2 separate regions of the Homo sapiens genome follow, and region 2 is linked to region 1. The links are chromatin contacts, found by Hi-C in ENCODE. All regions are on one chromosome and are shown on one strand. Each heading gives the region's core, a stretch centred on a gene start or an enhancer-like site at or near the end of the contact. The rest is flanking DNA. Distances are from core to core; before and after follow the strand shown.

Region 1 (4,112 bases), core at 294-2,793:
TGTATGTGTCAAAGAAGTATATGGGGCTGAGTGCAGTGGCTCATGCCTGTAACCCCAACACTTTGGGAGGCCGAGGCTGGAGGATCACTTGAGCCCAGGAGTTCAACACCAGCCTGGGCAACACAGTGAGATCCCATCTCTACAAAAAATTTAAAAAATGAAAAAGAATCAGATGGGATGAGAGAGTCCATAGGTCAGGTTCTCCAAGAGTAGTTTTCAGGAGCCATGTAAGTGGCCCTAGAGATTCTGAACTTTAAAATGTTAAAACTGCTTTGATTTCACAGACACCCTTTCAAAAGATTATCTCAGATTACTGGAAGACTTTCTTGTTAAGTTTAGAGAATTTTGCATTTTGCTTAGAAATCATTTTCAAGTTTTATTAGAACATTTACTAGCAATGGTGCTAATTATTTTAAATATGACCCTGGAAATGGGCTATGTCAGCTTGAAAAGACTATTTTTAACGGAATTTGGTTTTAAAGGCAGGTTTTATAGACATTATAGTAATACCGTTGTTATCTAATTAGCATCCACTGCGTAAATGTACATGATATTAGAGAGGCAAGTATACATAAAATTATAAATTGTGACATTTTATGAGTTTTTTTTTTATTATGAGTCTTCTATAGTCATCATTACTTAACAGTGTGAAATGTGGTCTTAGACATTACATCATGTAAAGACCAGGAGACAAAAAAAAACTGAGGATCAATTTTTGATTATAATAAAGTTTTAGTATGAGGCATTTCTGAATATGTGTCATGAATATGAGTCATGATTTTCACACCAAACCTGACCTATTATGATTATGCTTCAACTTCATGGGGTTTTCAGTATTTAAATTCTAAACCCAATTCTAAGGTTTCAAAATGATTCACATTCAAACCTACTTTTATGTTTTATAATTAAATAAGAAAATATTGCTTATACCTACATTTTTATTATTCTTGGGCATATTATAATTATTTCTTTAATTTCACCAATAAAATAGCCCATTTCTTCATTAGTAAATTATCAGGCTATCTCAATAAAAAAATTAGTTTGAATGTGGCTTGCCATCTCAAAGAGTCATTTCAGTTTGGAATTTTCTCACTTTTTTCATTTGTTCTTTTTGTAAAATGTGAAGATACTTTCTAGGTAAATTAATCCCTTCCAAACGGTAAAATAACTTTCTTCTTGGAAAGAGTTATTACAGTCTTATTCTTTACAATCTTAAATACCACTTAGGTTAGCGTGAACAATACATGAAAAAAATTACACTAGTTAAAAAAAGAATGATTGCGACCTAGGCCAAGTGCATTGCAATTATATGTTCATGGAAAAGTGAGCTTTCTACTGGGAAGAGCACGATATAGATGCCCATGAAATTTCCAAAGTTTAAGTATTTTTGTAAATTAGGTTGTTCCTAGTTAAACAGGTGGCTTTAAAGGCTGGTTTCACTGTTGTTTTAATCATAGTTTAGTTACCATGGAGAAATATGCAAGTTAGCATTTATACACAGAAGTGAAATTTATGCTGCATAGATAATAGCCTAAATTTAGCTTGACTTAAGTTTACCACTTCCTTTTTTTTAAACAAAAAGAATAGTAATATATCACATATATCCATTAACAAGTTAATTTCTTTAAACGCGACTGTTATATTTTTAGAGAATTTCTTTTCTTAAGCCTCAGACACCTCTGTCACTGTGACCTCTTCCAGTGCTGAGTATAATGTAACATATTACATCAGATTTGCTCTAATTGTTTCACCCTTAGGTTTAATAAAACACTTTGCTGAGTTTAAAATCAGTTATGTGGTGAAAAAGTAATGTTTGGACACATTGCATCTAGTTGAGTTTTATAAAGGACTATTATTTTCTACTGAAAATCTTTAGGAAATGTGCCATGCTGATAGGACCAATCTGATATCATAACCCAACGATAATTTTGATTAGATATGTTTTCTAAAGAAAATTCAGAGACAGGTCTATTTCTAATGAACTGTTTTGATCTTAATGCCTTCTTCACTGAGTAATAGATTTTTCACTCTGAATTAAGATGTTCGTCTGTGTGGAATCCAGCATCCGTGAGCTGTCTTTCCTGCTTTACCCTGTACCCCTGAACGAAGGCTAAGTTTTCAAGGACAAATGTAGTAAAAGTGTCCTGATCCAACATGAGGTCCCCCAGCACAGAGAGAGAGCAGCAGATCCCTTTCAACACCAGCTGTTCTCACAGATATAGATTGCTGCAGTGAAATTTTCTTAATATAATTCAGGAAGCTCTAGAGAATTCTCCAAAACAACTGTGCCAACAAGGAAAATGTTGAATTTTTCATCAGCTGCCCAATGCTGAGAGTTAGTGGGCAATCCGTTCATTCATGACCAGATGTTCAGTGTAGTAACGCTCCGCAGTTAACTTGAACCTTGTGGCCTGTTTACCATTGGCTGCAAGGACATTGGCAGCAACCTGGCATTGGAGAATTGAGGCCCGCACAAGCGAAAGACCGAAGTGTGTGTCTGTGGCTTCCTGGTTTTCACCAGCGACCAGACAAGGTAGGGAATGATGAAAGAAAGGAAAGACATCACATCAATCATTTTGGAGGTGGGAGAATTTGCTATATGATTGTGTCTTGGGGGAACAGTAGGCAAATTCTTAAACTCATTTTTATTTGGAAAGAAAGGCAGTCTTTGTTTATTTAGTTAGGCAGATTTTTCAACCTATGTCTAAACCATGAAACTTTTTGTAGTGGGGGCAAGTAGGCATGGGTGGTTAAGACAGTAAGAAAAAGATTTCTAAATTTAAACTGGAGGAAGTCAATAAAATTGACTCTTAATATTGAAACCTGACAAAGTCCAATCTAGAATTGGAAATATGTGATATTTTTGTTTTAGGTGAGTGTTATTATTACAAGTGGAGAATACTTAGATCTTCCATTCATACAGATTCATCATTTCCTTCATATACATGTTTGGAGGCCATGACATTTTTGTGAGCTCTTTGAAGTAATGATGTTCAGCGGGAGGGGGAACTTAGATGGAGCAGGAGTTTTTGAACAAACAATTTGATTTTTTACTTTGAAAAGGATTTTGCCTGCAAATAATTAACAGTGTTTAATTCTGGATTTGCAACAGGCCAGGCCTGGGGAGGGCAGAGTTTGATAACGTGAGGCTTGTCTCAGATGGGGGGCTCATCTCTTCCTGACTACACGGCACTGCACAAGAATTTGAACTGTTTATTTCAAAGCAGCATGCACAAAGGAACTTTTAAAATCTTTCTTATTTAACCGTTTTTAACTTGGGCCACGTCTGCAAGAAGTTGCCATGTCTGCAAGAAGTTGGCCTTTGTTTACTTGAAACTGGAACAGAATGTCATCATGGAATAAACCTTTCGCTTTTTGGAGACTTGGATTGTTTTTCTCTTCCTATAGAATTCTTGACTGCCCCCCCCAACCCCCCTCCCCACCACACACACACACATCCTTACTGACGCCCATCCATGAGGCACAACTGTAACTTGCAGGACCTTTTAAGCAGAAGCCTTGCAGTAAGGATATTTGCTTTGGCAGAGCTTTCTGCCTTTGGTTTACAAAGTTGCAGTGAACACTTCCTTTGCATTTCCTGCTTACAGAGAAGGTGGGTTGCATGTCGCACTGAGATATGGAAATTCCTCATGACTCCATTTCAAGCCTGAACCTCTTGGCCCTTAGAATCCCACTGCTGAAGTATGTGTTTCTTTTGTCTGGGTGATTTTTTCTTTTTCTGAAAAGTCCCTTGGCTTGTTGACTTAGAAAGAGGAGGTTTTGAGTTACAGCAGGTCCTGACTTAGGGCTGCTGGGATGCAAGGTGAAGGCATTGCGTTGTTTTCCTGGATGCTAACTTGCTGATAGAAAAGTGAGAACCAGTTTACAGTAGCTCTGACACTACTGTTACCTTTCTGCAGTCCTCTCCAGCTGCTCCGAGCCCTTCGATGCCTTCGCCATGCACACAGTTTGTTCTTGGGTGTGAAAGCAAATAGTATTTGAGTTGGCAGCGACTTCTCTTTCAGTGGAGTTTGCTGCCTCGGCAAGAAACCGCAGCCTGAGCTTTCTGCTGCTGAAGGTTTCCACTGGCAGGATGGCCTTTTCCCACATTT
Region 2 (4,179 bases), core at 1,111-3,610, 1.1 Mb before region 1:
TATTGTTCTAATGGTGGAAAGAGGGGTGTAGATGTATGCACTAAGCTGCAGTGTGAAAATTTGTGTATTTTATTCTATGTATAGAATAATAACAAAGTCTCCTTTCCACTACTATGGCTCCCAGCTACCTCCCCGGAGGCCACTCTTCCAGTGAGGATTTCTTAGTGCCCCGTTTCTGTCACGACCTTCATGCCAGGGGCAGAGTCCTGGGAGCATGCCAGGGAGACACCAGAGGCCAAGGCTGCTCCATGGCGCAGCTGCACTGGGCCATGGCTTGTGTACGTACCCTTTGGCTTTCTACGGCCCTTTTACCCCTAGAACGCTATCCCTCTCTCTTCCTCTTCCTTCTTTCATCCCTCCCCTAAGGAGGCAGCTGTGGCATTGAGGCCTTGAGAGGTTGCTGACCCTTGCTAAACAGTGTTGCTTCTCCTGGCCCTCCTGGGTGCGCCTGCCTGGAGAGGACACTGCGTGCTGATCAAACTTATTGTTGACACATTCATTCTCTCTTTTATTCTCTCCCTTCTGATCCCTGGACTGATCTCTAGGAATTTCTGCTCCCTGGGTGCTCAGTCTCAGTGAGCTTCCCTGGTGGCAAGCCCTGATATGCTTCCCTTCCATGGGGCAGTCCTGATAACAACCTATTTTATATTTGCATATAAACCTGGCTGAGGGTCTGTCTTAACTCCAATCCCCCCACCCCCGGGCCCCAACTCCTAGCAGCATTCTAAGACTCCGTCCCTCCCCTAACCTGGGGCTTCAGCACAGCCGCGTCTGTGTCTTTTATCATCTGGGGTCGTCCTCCTACCAGATCTCCCTGCCTGAGGACAGAGGGTCCTGAGTCACGTTCAAGTCAATTTGGCAAGCGTTTTTGGAGCAGGGCAGAAAGTGAAGGGCACTACCCTGTTCCTCGACTTCAAAAATCGAACGCGGGGGAAATGGTGCACAATTCAGGCCCAGTTATAATAGCTCCTAATACCCAATATCTTGTTTTGGTCCTTCGTGAATACCAGGCATCCATCAGCGAACCTTCCATGCCTGATTTCTCCGAATATTCAAAACAACCCTGGGAGGATGAGCCCCATTTTGGAGATGAAGGAGCTGAGGCACGAGGTTTTAATGCGGGCATGTGGTCGCCAGAATTTGAATAGCAACTTCCCTAAGGAAACGCCCTATTTAGACTCTAGGGGAGAGGAGGATCCCAGGAGGAGTCCGCCAGCAGAAGCTCAGAGTCTGGCCTGGGGGCATTTAGTTATGCCACGCCCTTTCTCTACTGTTCCCTCCCGCGACAGGGGCCTGACAGGGAGTGGGGCTTCGGGCCAGCGTCTCGGCCGGACGCAGGGACTTCAGAAGAGGCAAATACAAAGCTCCGCATGGCAGAGGAACAGAGGGGCGCGGGGGAACGCGGTCCAAAGGTGGACCTTGTCGGCCCCTGGGCACTGCAAGCCTCGAGGCGCTGCGAGCGGTGAGGCTGTTGCAAGCTCCCGCGGCGCGCGCAAACTGCGTGGAACTACTTCCCCGGGGCGGCTTCGGGGCCGGGGTCCCGGCAACAGCCTCACGGGGCGCCGTGCGGGGCCCGAAGCCAGTTGCCAGCTCCCGGGCGCGGCCACGTGCGCCCCGCCGGGCTTGCACGCTCCGCCGCGCCGGGCCGCGGGGCCACCGACAGGCACGCGCGCCCCCAGCGCGCACACACTCCCGGGCACGCACACCGACCGCCCGGCCCACGTCCGCCACGCCCCGCCTTCCCCCGCGCCCCGCCTCCGCCCTCGCGGCGCCGGCCGCCGCCCTCCCATTGGCCGCACGGCGCGTGACGCGCGGCGCCAGGCCCCGCCCCTCGTCAGTCACTCGGCGGAGGCGGCGCTGGCGGGGACTAGTCTCGTCCGGAGACTGTGATGGATTTAACCAGGTGGGGAGGGAGGGAGGGCGCGAGCTTGGGAGTGGAGAGGGAAGGAGCCGGCCCACTCCCCGTCGCCGGCCTCGGGCTGCCCCTGCGCGCCCCCTCCAGATCCGGCCCGCGGCTCCCCTCCCGGCCCCCCCAGCCCCACGCTCAAGTCCACAAGTCCGCCCGCTTCCTGCGCCCGCCGCGGCCCTTCCCGGGGCGCCGCCGCCACCGCCTGGTGTGCGAGGCTATCCGGCCCGGGCCCGGGGCTTGCAGGGTGCCAGTGGGGGCGCCCGGTTCCCTTCCTCGCTCTCTCTTCCAGTCCCCGGAAAGGGTGGGTGGGTGGTCTCCCGAGCGAAGTTTCCAGCACTGGATTCCTGCGAAATTACGACGGCTCACCCGCGTCTGTGTTTTGCTGTCTCTCCCCCGTTTTCCTGCTCCCTGCCTCTTCCCTCCCTTTTCCCCCACTCTCCACTCCTCGGAAGGCCAAAAAGACAAGCGAAACCTGCCGCAGACGAAGGGTTTTGGGATTGTAGCGTCTGCACCTTCAGAAACAGTGCTGAAGCCTTTAAATGCAGCATCTGCGATGTGAGGAAAGGCACCTCCACCAGGTACTTGAAGATCTGTGTTACCTTTTGTTAAAGGACTTTTTTTTTTTTTTTTTAAGTGAGAGGGTAGTGAGCCTTACTTTCTGCCCTTTTTCCAACTTGTTGATTACGGCTTTTTTTGTATTTGCGGGTGGGTTGTGTGTGTTTTTGGGTTGAGTGTATTAAGTGTTGGGTGAAAAGCCTTGTGTTCGCTAAATGATTTATGGGAGGGAATTTTTCCAGGTTTTCATTTTATTTCAAACGGACACTGGATTTATTTGACACTTGTGTCTATTGGCTTATTGGTATTGGCTGGGGAAGAGAGGAAGCAGTACTATCGCTATGGATTGTAGGACATAGATGTTTTATATTTTTGCCATGTGTAGAATGGTTTTAATTTGCCTGTCCCGAGTTACTTTTCTCTTGTCTGAGAAATTTAGTGGGGGTAGTAAGGCTGGCTGTGCTTTTCCTGTCTTGAGCTGCAAATGTCTGTTACTTTCTTGCACTTGAAAATAAATGTCGGTATTTGATAAAGTAAGTGCATTTTGTGGGAGACTGAGCTGTCAGTTTTTTTTTTCTTTGACTAGCTTATGTGGGGTGGTGATGGGGGACGATTTTGTAAAATGGTGAAATGAGCAGTGACTGTGGAAGTTTGTGTTTAAAGCTCTGTGATGATGAAAAGAATGTTGAAAGAATTCCTTTTCATTTTGATGAAGGTCGTAAACTGCATGTGATGTTAAAACGAGTTAACTACTTTAGATTTAACATTCATAAATACTTGGATAAAATGTCAAGACTCATGTAGTCTTTTGGTCATCTTTTAATTTATGTCTGAATTTGTTTCATTGGCGTTAGAGTTTGAAGTTAAACTGTTCTTGGTGTCATTTAATGAACAGGCATTGGGTGTGTGTGTGAGACAAGAATGAGTTTTTGGTGGATCCTTTAGAACATTACAGTTGATTGCCAAAAGTCTCATTTTATCAGGTACTTATTTTTGAATTGGTGACATTTCAGTGTGACTGTGTAGTAGTACTTCACAGTTCCAACTGGATATTGTTCTTTGATTAGATGAATATGTCATGTTAAGGTTTCATTGGTTTATTTATACTTGGGATTAAATAGGATTATTGGGCAACCTAAAATAATCTAACTCTGAGATTAATTGGCCTAATTATTGTTTCTGTGAATTGCACTCTTTAAATGATGATACCTTTGAATAAAAATAATCAAAAACTAAAAATATTACTCCATACGTTGTTTTAAGAAATTTTTGTCGGTGTTTTGTATTATCATGGAATATATCTAAAGTAAAAAACACGCATCAGTAGTTTCATAGATTTTGTTTTGCTGTCTAAAATAGGGAATTCCATCAAATGGCATGAAAGTTTTTAGAAATGTATTTGTTATTTAAAGCAGTAGTGATTGTATATTATTTATGAGTAATGTTTTTTACATGTAGAAGCCCTCAGAGGCCAAACCTCTTTATTGTGGTTTTGCTTTGAGTGTTACCGTAGATGGTGTTCAAGTAAATGATTAGGAAACTCCTAAGAACTTGAGAACATTACTGGTGAAGAGAAACGTAAACCAAATTCAAAAGTTTATGTCTGATTTATCGCTGGGAATGATTATCTCATAATGAAGTGCATTTCAGCTTTTAACATGTATTTTAAAAAACCTTACTCATCAATTTTTCGGAAGCACATGGAAGGTGTTGAC

The links. Hi-C counts contacts between places; a loop is a spot of excess contacts on that map. Pooled maps may share reads with other maps.
Region 2: a loop to region 1 is called in a pooled map, with 5 times the contacts of the local background. The contact joins the promoter of RYBP here to the enhancer-like site in region 1. A Hi-C loop is called at or near these places in 2 of 37 single-sample maps with no recorded cell type and 3 of 50 pooled maps.

What each region holds. Positions count from the first base shown.
Region 1 is chr3:71,389,907-71,394,018 of GRCh38, reverse strand. The region is part of intron 3 of FOXP1 (forkhead box P1); the gene reads left to right. Among named protein-coding and RNA genes, the nearest start is that of FOXP1-AS1, 100 kb to the right of the region's middle. RefSeq lists an enhancer at 1,687-1,766 and a silencer at 3,447-3,741. Within about 2 kb of position 1,543, at least 4 of the 41 ENCODE cell types and tissues checked have a DNase peak (open chromatin) inside an H3K27ac peak, as active enhancers do.
Region 2 is chr3:72,444,804-72,448,982 of GRCh38, reverse strand. RYBP (RING1 and YY1 binding protein) reads left to right here and starts at 2,360. Exons shown (of 4, transcript NM_012234.7): 1 at 2,360-2,487. The coding sequence starts at 2,360. RefSeq lists silencers at 1,514-1,923, 1,984-2,043.